Regions from separate parts of the Mus musculus genome. Here region 1 is linked to region 2. Evidence: chromatin loops called from intact Hi-C (ENCODE). Cell type or tissue: heart. All regions are shown on one strand.

The links. Peaks named below come from ENCODE experiments on the same cell type or tissue, not always from the same donor. Only the 100,000 strongest peaks of a DNase experiment are listed, where the experiment ranks them.
Region 1: a loop joins it to region 2, with 3.0 times the contacts of the local background. A loop is called at or near these places in 2 of 42 quality-filtered maps.

Annotation. Positions count from the first base shown.
Region 1 is chr5:108,463,931-108,468,930 of GRCm38, forward strand. The region is part of intron 1 of Pcgf3 (polycomb group ring finger 3); the gene reads left to right. Among named protein-coding and RNA genes, the nearest start is that of Pcgf3, 5.2 kb to the left of the region's middle. In heart, a CTCF peak has its summit at 2,801; no DNase peak of the experiment used is centred here; H3K4me3 peaks cover 369 bases; H3K27ac peaks cover 644 bases.
Region 2 is chr5:107,898,450-107,903,449 of GRCm38, forward strand. Rpl5 (ribosomal protein L5) reads left to right here and starts at 2,079. Exons shown (of 8, transcript NM_016980.2): 1 at 2,079-2,197; 2 at 3,421-3,490; 3 at 3,573-3,688; 4 at 4,820-4,954. The coding sequence starts at 2,195. In heart, a CTCF peak has its summit at 2,035 (motif pointing right); a DNase peak (open chromatin) is centred at 2,092; H3K4me3 peaks cover 2,781 bases; H3K27ac peaks cover 1,500 bases.

The DNA.
Region 1 (5,000 bases), 570 kb after region 2:
AAGAGTTATGTGTAGATGCAAACATGATCTCTCACAACTGTAATCCCAGCTCTTGGGAGCTGAGACAGTTTCAGTGAGTTTGAGTTTGAAGCAAACCTGCACTACAGTAGTGAATTCCAGACCGATTTGGCCTATAGAGTTAGATTCTATCTCAGAAAATTGTTGTATGTAGAATGGTGTGTTAGAATAAGGCCTCTAAATAAGGTATATAAGGTTCCTTTGATGTTACTATAAAAGTTCAGATGATTGTAATGCATGCATGTATACCATTTAAGAGGCATCTGCTATAAAAGAAAAGGTTCCTGGTAGTTAACTTACTATTTGGAATGCTCTGGCAAGCAGACCCCTGTGGATAAAGTGGGGTGGATATAGGAGCATAGCATCTAACCTCTGAGTGAGGGTTTTCCAGTATTCTCAGAGCCTTGGCAAGTTATTCTGAAAGAAATTATAAGCCAACCCTCTAGATTTTCTTAACCATCTTAAATAATATGGAGAAAGTGTCTTTTCTGATACATTAGGTCTCATGCACTAGGTTATAAGTGACTTTCAAAATAGTAAGATGTGAGGTTCTGAAAAAGTTGGGATTTCTGTTCCTTGTGGGAATACTATGCTCAGAGACCTGCAGACAGGAGCCCTTTCTCCCAGCCCAGGTCTGGGGTAGGGGTGGAATACTAATCAGAGTACTTATCCAAGGTCGTTCTGGATACTCTTGTCCCTGATGGCCACTTCCCTGTCATTGCTGGACTTTGGGAGGTTCCACCTCAGGTTTGCAAGGTCACACTCACTAGAATCATTTGTGTTTTAAAACAAGATTTGTTTGGGTCTGTGTTATTCTTTAATTACCTTTTATGGTTTGCTGCCTTGTTTGTTTGATGTTCAAAATTGGATTTAAAGTTGAAGATGTAATTTTTTTTTACTTAGGAAATACATTGAGGTTGAAGGTCAGTTTCCTGTTGTCTGTTGTTACCCTCACAATCTCACTGCTCATAATGGAAGGATGCTGCAAGTACATTATGCTTCAAAAACTGGAACTATTCATTAGTTCTGTGAGTTGATTATCATAAAATTTAGCTAGACATAGTAATATAGGCCCATAATCCTTGCTATTGCTCGAGAGGCTGAAACAAGATCATTAGAGCTCAGAAATTAGAGACCAGCCTGGGTAACATAGTGTGACCCTGCTTCAAAAAAACAAACTAATTAGTCAATCACAAAGATAGATGAACCCTTTAAAAAATAAGAAAACATTCTTTTCTCTGCCACATACCTTCTCTCGTAGCCAAAAGGATAGGGAAGGGGTAGTAATAAGCACAAGCCACTTTTGTTGTTGTAGACTACCCACTGAATCGAGCAAACTCCCACTTGCTGATAGGAGCAGTACTTGCTGGAGGTGCTGTCTCCATCAGCTGTTGGGAGTGTGTTGTATTAAAGATAAATTCTACAGTGGTTAGTTGGACCTCAAGAACGGAGATTAATTGCACTTTTTCTGAAAGTTCATTGACTTTCAAAGTGTCCTTACTTAAGGGCTTTTACTTTTTTTTTTTTTTTTTCTTTGAGACAGGGTTTCTCTGTGTAGCTCTGGCTGTCCTGGAACTCACTTTATAGACCAGGCTGGCCTTGAACTCAGAAATCCGCCTGCCTCTGCCTCCTGAGTGAAGGGCTTTTACTTTTTAAAAAATTTATAATTATGTGTGTGTTTCTGAATACAGAAACCCTGAACACATCTGGGCGTTAGAAGATAACTTTGTGGAGTCTTGTTTTCTGTTATCTTCTTTACGTGGGTTCCAGGAATTGAACTTATGTCATCAGGCTTGGTGGCAAGTACCTTTACACCCTGAGCCATTTTACCAGCCACCTTTTGCTTTTTTATCTTAAGTGCTTACCAAAGTAAACAACAACAAACTCAAACAGAAAATCCTAATGGAGCACAAAAGCAAGAATTGTTATGAGTGGGCATCTGCTATGGTCCCAATGTTTTCATTCCTCCCCCCAGAATTTGAGGTTGAAATCCTACTCAAAGATGACTGCATGACAAGTGAACTTTCTATGGAGGAGGCTCTGTCCTCAAAGACAGAATAAGCGCCTTATCAAAAGTCTTGAGAGCTCTTCCATTCTCTCTGCCCCAGAGGACTTGGCACGGGGGTTAGGTCTGAACAAGCCAGTCTGCTGTGACACAGATGTCAGTCCTGAGGAGTAAACTTGGGTTGCCTATAAGCCTTTTGTTTGTTGTGGGTGCTTTGTGACAGCAGCCTGCAGTTTAGAACAGGGCCCCCATGCCCACTTGCAGGACACAGTTTTCTATTGATAGTATCTTTATCTTTCATACCGCTTTTGTCATTGAAGTATCAAAGAGTAACTTCAGATGGTAGGGCCACCTCTTGCAGGAAATGAGGAGAAACACCCAGCTTAAAGCAGACCTGGCTTCCACCCCACAGCCCCTGCAGGGTGGTGGGGCCTGGCATATCCCACAAATAGTTACTTCCAGGATCTTACAGTTGTCATAAGGAAGGTTCTTATAGTGTTTTTCTGAATAGATCCCTAGGGTCTAGTGCTAGGTTAGTTCCCATCCTGATATAACCCAGGGAAGTCTGGAGCTGTGTTGCTATGCCTTGTCCTGACACTCAAAGAGGTCTAGCATTAGATTGATGTCTGTTCCTATACACTCAGGAATTCTGGTGTTGAGTTTTCTGTCCTTCTGACATCCTCAGGGTGGTAGACTTTGGAGTAAAACATTTCAGGTTGGAGTATTTCTGCTTAGGGACATATATCAGTAACCCATGGTCATAATACTTGTGGTGAGTTGCTAGTGACTTATTCCCCTGCTGGCTGGTTTTGTAAGGTGAAATGCCTTAACACAGTCAGCCAAAGACAAGGCATGTTAATGAGGTCATAGATCTGGATAGGCTCTGTCCTCAGCATCAGTGTTTGGTGACACATTGGAGATTATGCTTACCCCCAAGGCCTATGGTTGTGGATAAAGACTGATAGTATAAGCACTTCTATCCAGGTGAGTACCAGATCATAGGAAGTCATAGTTTCAGCACAAATTGAGTGGCATATAACTGTGGGTGTCTCAGAGGGTACAGCGTTCAATCTCAGCACAAAGCTGGGAAGGTTCTAATTTGTGTAGGAAACTGTCTACCTGCCAAGGGCTAGCTACACCCTATTGAGTGAAGGATAATGAATATTCCATCTGTTAAATATGGGAGGAACCTCTGCAAGACTTCCACAGATATTGGGAAGTTCTGCAAGAAACTGGAGTGGCAAGGAAGGCAGGCAAGAAGACAGTAGACGTTACTTGGATGTAGGAGCTATACCAGTGGTAACAATCGGCTACCACAGAAGGGTCAGCACAGAAGAAAAGAGGTCTGTTAACACAGAGCACACTGAACAGCAAGTTGTAGGCAGTCACAGAGCAGAAAGAGGTCCCCTTTGAAATGAGATGGGAAGACAGTTGGCAGCCTCTGAACGTTTGTAACTGCCTTATTTGGAAAAGACTCGTTTTTTATGTTTTTTTAATTGTTAGAAACTATTTATATTGATAAAGTTACTATCTTCATTAATATGTATTAGGCCTGGACTGTTTAGGAGACTAGTTTGGAATCTGATCAGATCAGTGGTGCCTAAGACATAGATCTGATGCTGTCTCCACCTAGATCTTATCCCTAGGAGAGTGGCTTGTGTTACTGATTAATGAGGACACCTTCCTTCCCTGCTCTCTCCCTTCCTTTTGTTTTTTCAGGTAGGGTCTTTTGTAACCCAGGGTGGTCTTAGGCTCTTATAGCTAAGGATGACCTTGAGCCTATGGTCTTCCTGCCTACACCTCCCAAGTCCTGCGATTAAAGATTTGTACCACCATGCCTGGCTCTATGGGGTACTTTTACCACCTGAGGTATCTCTAGCCAGTTTTTCCATCTTAATATACTTAAATTTTTTTTAACTTATTTTTTAGTGTTTGCATTTGTGTGGGCATGCTAAAGCACATGTGTGGGGGTTGGAAGACAGCTTTTGAGAATTGGTTTTTCTTGGGCTGGAGAGGTGGTTAAGAGTACTGACTGCTCTTCTAGAGGTCCTGAGTTCAATTTTCAGCAACCACATGGTGGCTCACAACCATCTGTAATGGGATCAGATGCCCTCTTCTGGTGTGTCCCAAGAGAGTGACAGTGTACTCACATACATTAAATAAATAAATAAATAAATAAATAAATCAGAATTGTTTTTCTCCTGCAATGTAGGTCCTAAAGATCAAGTTCATGCCATCCAGGCTTGGCAGCAGGCGTATGTAGTTCTTTATGTGTAGTTCTTTATATGTAGTTCTTATGGGCCATGTTTTTCAGCTTTAATTATCATCCAAATTTCTGCATATCACAAAGCTGAGATAAATTGAGATTCTGTGGCAACTAGGTCTTAACTAAAGTTAGGGCATAAGAACCCCAGCTCTGTGGAGGTTGTTGGGTGGACTCTACAAGCTAGGCTATGTGCTGAGTGGGAAGACGTGTTCTGGGCCCAGGCCTGTCATAGTAGGGACTCTATTCTACTTGTTTGTAGAAATATGAATCCCCTGTACTCCCATCCCCTATTCATAAGTGTGCACATGGCATGTCTGTCTTTGGTAATGTAGCACACTGCTCCCACTCTCCTGTAGATGAAGACTAGTGACAACCTCTTTGCCAGCCTGCCTGCCTGCCAGCCTGTATAGTAGTTTCTATCCCACTGCTGTTATGGTTTGCCATGTCCACATGCTTGTCTGCTCTTGTAACCACAGATGTGATGATGTGCAGTGTAACGAGCAACAAAAGTAGGCGATGCTATGCCTTTAATCCCAGCACTCGGGAGGCAGAGGCAGGCAGATTTCTGAGTTTGAGGTCAGCCTGGTCTACAGAGTGAGTTCCAGGACAGCCAGAGCTACACGGAGAAACCTTGTCTCAAAAAACAAACAAACAAACAAACAAAAACAAAAACAAAAAAATAGGCGATTCTTAGAAGATTTGGAGAGGACA
Region 2 (5,000 bases):
TCCATCAACAACCAACCAAGAAAATGCCCTACAGCTGGACCTCATGGGGGCATTTTCTCAACTCCTCTCTGATGACTCTAACTTGTGTCAAGTTGAAACAGAAAACCAGCTAGTACAATAACTGAGCACACTTTTTTTTAAAAAGTATTTATTTTTATTTGATGTGTGTTTTATTTATTATTTTATTATGAGCATTTTATCATTTGTTTGTCTGTTTATTTAATGTGTTATTTTATTTGGTGTTCTGCCTAGATGTGTGTCTGTGTGAGTGTTAGATTTTGGGGTTTCAGAAAGTTGTGAGCTGCCTTGTGGGAGCTGGGAAACTCCAAGATCTGAATCATTAGAGAGGAGGTGGCCTCCACTGAGAAAAATGCCTACATGAGATCCAGCTGTAGGACATTTTCTATTGATTGCTGCTGCTGACCCACACACTTCTAGGGGATTCGGCTTCAACCTGGAATCTCACCACAGGAATGCTGGGATTACAGGTACATACTCCATTCCTGGCTTTCCATAAGGGTTCCGGGGGTCTGACGTCAGTACATCAGGTTTGTATAGCAATCACTTTTACCTGCTGAGCTATCCATAAAAATACAAATATTTTTAAGGAGTCCCACTGCCCCTCCAAAATCTGAGCACCAGTGTCATAAAATGCTATTGCTAAAAATAATTGGGTACACAGAATTTGGGGAAGCAACTTTGTTTTGTTTTTTCTTTTCTTTCTTTCTTTTCTTTTCTTTTTTTTTTTTTTTTTTTTTGTTTCGTTTTGTTTTTTGAGACAGAGTTTCTCTGTGTAGCCCTGGCTGTCCTGGAACTCACTCTGTAGACCAGGCTAGCCTTAAACTCAGAAATCCACCTGCCTCTGCCTCCCGAGCGCTGGGATTAAAGGCGTGCGCCACCACGCCCGGCTAGGGAAGCAATTTTCAAATTGCATTCTCATTGACTTTGGTTTTCCGAGACAGGATTTCTCTGTGTAGCCCTGGCTGACCTGGAACTCACTTTGTAGACCAGGCTGGCATCAAACTCAAATCTGCCTGCCTCTGCCTCCCAGGTCGTGCACCACCACTGCCCGGCTCTCAGACTTTTTTTAGACTTTCTAAAGCTCTCAGCCTTATAACTGTTCTTTCACGTGTTTAAATAATTGTTTGTATGCATTTCTTTTCCTTCAGGCAGCCCAGGCTGGCTTCCAATTCACTAGGTAGCCTAGGCTAGCCTTGCACTTTCTGATTCTTTTTCCTCTCCCTTCTAAGTACTGAGGCTGCAATTCTTAGCTGCACACCCAGTCCTAAAAAGAAACTTCTTGAGGAAGGGGACTAAGAGTGATGGAGGAGGCGGCGCTCATAATGTCAGGAATTCTGGGGACAATGGAAGCATAAAGGCAACAGGAGAGTGCAGTGGGTTTTGTTTTGTTTTCACCATGTAACAGGTAACTAAGAATTGACTGGAGGTCAGCACTCTGAGAAGTGCTGGAGAATGAAAAGTATGCTTGAAGCAGATGTCAAGATGCTATGCAAAGGCAGAAGAGTCTCTTCTAACTCAAACTTGAGGCTCTGAGGCTGAGCTTCCCGGCGGCCCTGTGTGCTGGGAATTCCGAAATATATATTCCAGAAGTGAGTCAAGTCATGGAGAAGGCAAGATTTCAGCATAGGCAAATTCATGTATTTAACTTAATTTTTACCCCCTCCTGCTTAGAAAAATAATTATATAAGTGTGGTGTGTGTGCGTGCATGCCGAGCGTGTTTTTAAAAATGTCCTCCTGCCCGGTAGTGGTGGCACACGCCTTTAATCCCAGCACTTGGGAGGCAGAGGCAGGCTGATTTCTGAGTTCGAGACCAGCCTGGTCTACAGAGTGAGTTCCAGGACAGCCAGGGTCACACAGAGAAACCCTATCTCGAAAAACCACCCCCCCCCCAAAAAAAAAAAAAAAAAAGTCCTCGCAAAAAGCCTCTATTTCCCTTTCTCATCGCCCATCCTCCATGCTCGTTGAGAGGAGGAAGATGACATTCATCCTCCTACCGGCAGGGGGCGATAGCCCGCGCATCTTGAGGCCTACAGCCACTCTTTCTCACGTCGCTTGCGTGCTGGTGGTGCTACATACTGCGCATGCGTACGTGACTCCGGTCTTTTTCCCCCTTAGCGCGGCCGACTCTGCAGGTCTGCGTGGAGCCGCGGTTGCGGGTCTCTATTCCGCAGGATGGTGAGTGGGCATCTGGGTCTCAGGCCCGTGCGTGCACCGGGGTGCCCCCTCCTCTCGCGGATGCCCGCTCGGGGTCGGCTCGTGCGACCCGGGGGGCAGATGGCATTCGATTCCCGGCTCTGCGCCCGCCGTTCCAGCGTGGCCTAATGGCTGCCGGGTGCCAGCCGGGGGAGGGGCCGCGGCGGAGGGTGCTCGGGACGAGGCTTCCGAGTCCGGCTGCCAGCCGCAGTTGTCTCCGGGGTCGTCAGGAGGCCGTGCCACGGAAGCCCGAATCCCTCGGCCTCGCACAGAGCCCTGAAGCCGGGAGTGTCTGTCAGTGGAGGCCGTGGCGCTGCTGCGTCCCGGAAGGGATGTGGCGGCCCCTGGCTCTTCCTGGCCAGAGTCTGGCCCTGTTTTCAGAGATTTGCTGAGATCGGACTTGAGAGGTGGGGTGCAGCTCTTCATTTGCGAGGAGTAATTGTAGATCGTACTCTGCCATTTGAGCCCGGTTTAGGCAGGGAGGAAGTGAGCGCCGAGTGGTTGAACTTTCTCGGTGAGGTGTGCAGTTGTCGGCACAGATTGGCTCCGGTGTAGGTGATACATCCCGGCGGTTTGGCGTAGGGATCGATCAGTGGTACAGGAATTGAAAGATTGTTTAAAGGCAGTACGAAAATGTCTTTGTACCTGCAAGTTGTAGTAAGGAGCCTGCAGTTGTGGATGGAGCGACTTGGGTCGGTGCCCTATTCCGCCCAGCCATCTTTACGTGTTTTCTGAGGCTTAGTTAGGTGTGTTTGGCGAAGAGAACCAGTGCAACAGCAGTTCTCCATCTGGTTCTTAACCCATCTGTCAGATATTTGTATTAACGATGAATAACTACAAGATTAAATTAACGAAGCAGCAACGAGATTTATGGTTTGGGGAAGGGTCACCACAGCATGAGGAACTAACCTTATTAAAGGTTGAGCACTGCACAACAGCGATTCTTGTTTCCGGTCAGCTTAGAAACATGCTATAGAAGTTGACACTTGTAATAATTTGCTTTTGAAACTTGGGCATGATTTTGTTACATAGTTAAATAAAAAAATACAGACCAAAACCCAGGTGGTTCTTGCCTATTAATTCGGCGCTCAGAAACTACCAAATGCTAGGTCATGTTGGGCTACATAGTTGGCCTGTATCAAAAGAAAAAAGTCATGGGACGAAACAATTAGCAAAGCCCTGATAATTTTTTTTTTCCTTTAAAGGGGTTTGTGAAAGTTGTCAAGAATAAGGCCTACTTTAAAAGATACCAAGTGAGATTTCGAAGGCGGCGAGGTATGAACTTTTTCTGTTTTAGTTTCTGAAGACTGTTTCAAGGTGGAACCTTCCCTGGTTAAATTTTTTTTTCCCCTTGCAGAGGGTAAAACTGACTACTATGCTCGAAAACGATTGGTGATCCAGGACAAGAATAAGTACAACACACCCAAATATAGGATGATAGTTCGTGTAACTAACAGAGATATCATCTGCCAGGTGAGTTATGTCCTAGACTTGAGTAGTGTGGTCAGACGCATCAACTCTAACTTTTGGGAGAGACTATTTTCTTGTGTTAGTAGATTTCAGTGGCGGGTGGGGGGGGTGGGGGTGGGGGGAAGGTTTGGAAATCCTGGCTTTGCTTAATTTCCATTATGGAATTTGAGAGGAGGACTGGGAAATCTGTTGATATGAATAGTCTTCCAATTACCTTCATCTGTCACGCATTAACTCCTGGTGCTTACTTTATGGGCTTGTGTGCCATTTTACTGATTTAAAAAGGCTGGTAATAGGGTGGTAGGACTCTTGTTGCCAGGCAGGGTTGCTCATCTGTCATCCCAGCATGACAAGCTATTTCTATTTACTGTTTGAAATAGGTTTTAAAATACACAAAAATGTCTTCCACTTTGAAAGCCCTTTAAAAATGGCAGTCCCTGTATTCAGGGCTTTTACAATAAAAATTTGCTGGTCAGGAGATAGGTGCACTTGCCTTTTGTGACTTTGTTAACTGAAGGTGGGGTTGTCTGGTGTTCTGATAATTAAGGATGAAGTGTCTAAGACTTGGTTAAATTTAGCTCAAAAGATACTTTTAAGTAAGTGAGACCTGACTTTGGTGGTGGTGGATCTTTATTTAGTTAACCTTGGCTGTTGCCTGTAGACCAGGCTGGCCTTGAATTTAAAGCTCTGCCTGCCTCTACCTCCCCAGGGCTAGGATTAAAGGTGCCCTTTTTTGAGATGGGGTCCTACTGTATGACCCTGGCTGACCTGTAATTCTTTGTAGACCAGGCCAGCCTTGAAAGAATCTTGCAATATAGCCATGAGCTCAGGATCTAGTCTGAGATCATCTCCTGCCCAGTTTGTTGACTTCTAAAGGCACCTATGATTTCACCAACTCACCCACCATAAATAATGCCTTCAGTATTTAGAAAGAGCTATTATAATTGAGTTCTAACATGCCATATGTATTTTAACCATACTTTTCCCCCTAAACCACCATGTAGTTGATGCCCATACAGATTAGTCTTCAATGAGTTGTCTCTTCTCATCACAGCTTGTTAAGAGGCACTTAGGTGGGACAGGTACCAAAGCATTGATAGCAACAAGTTAATAACCTGACTTTTCTCACTGCAGATTGCATATGCCCGTATAGAAGGGGATATGATCGTCTGTGCAGCATATGCACATGAACTTCCAAAATATGGTGTGAAAGTTGGCCTGACAAATTATGCTGCAGCCTATTGCACTGGCCTGCTGCTGGCCCGCAGGGTATGTATATAATATCTTCAATAAGGTGCCTGCTATTTGCTTGTGG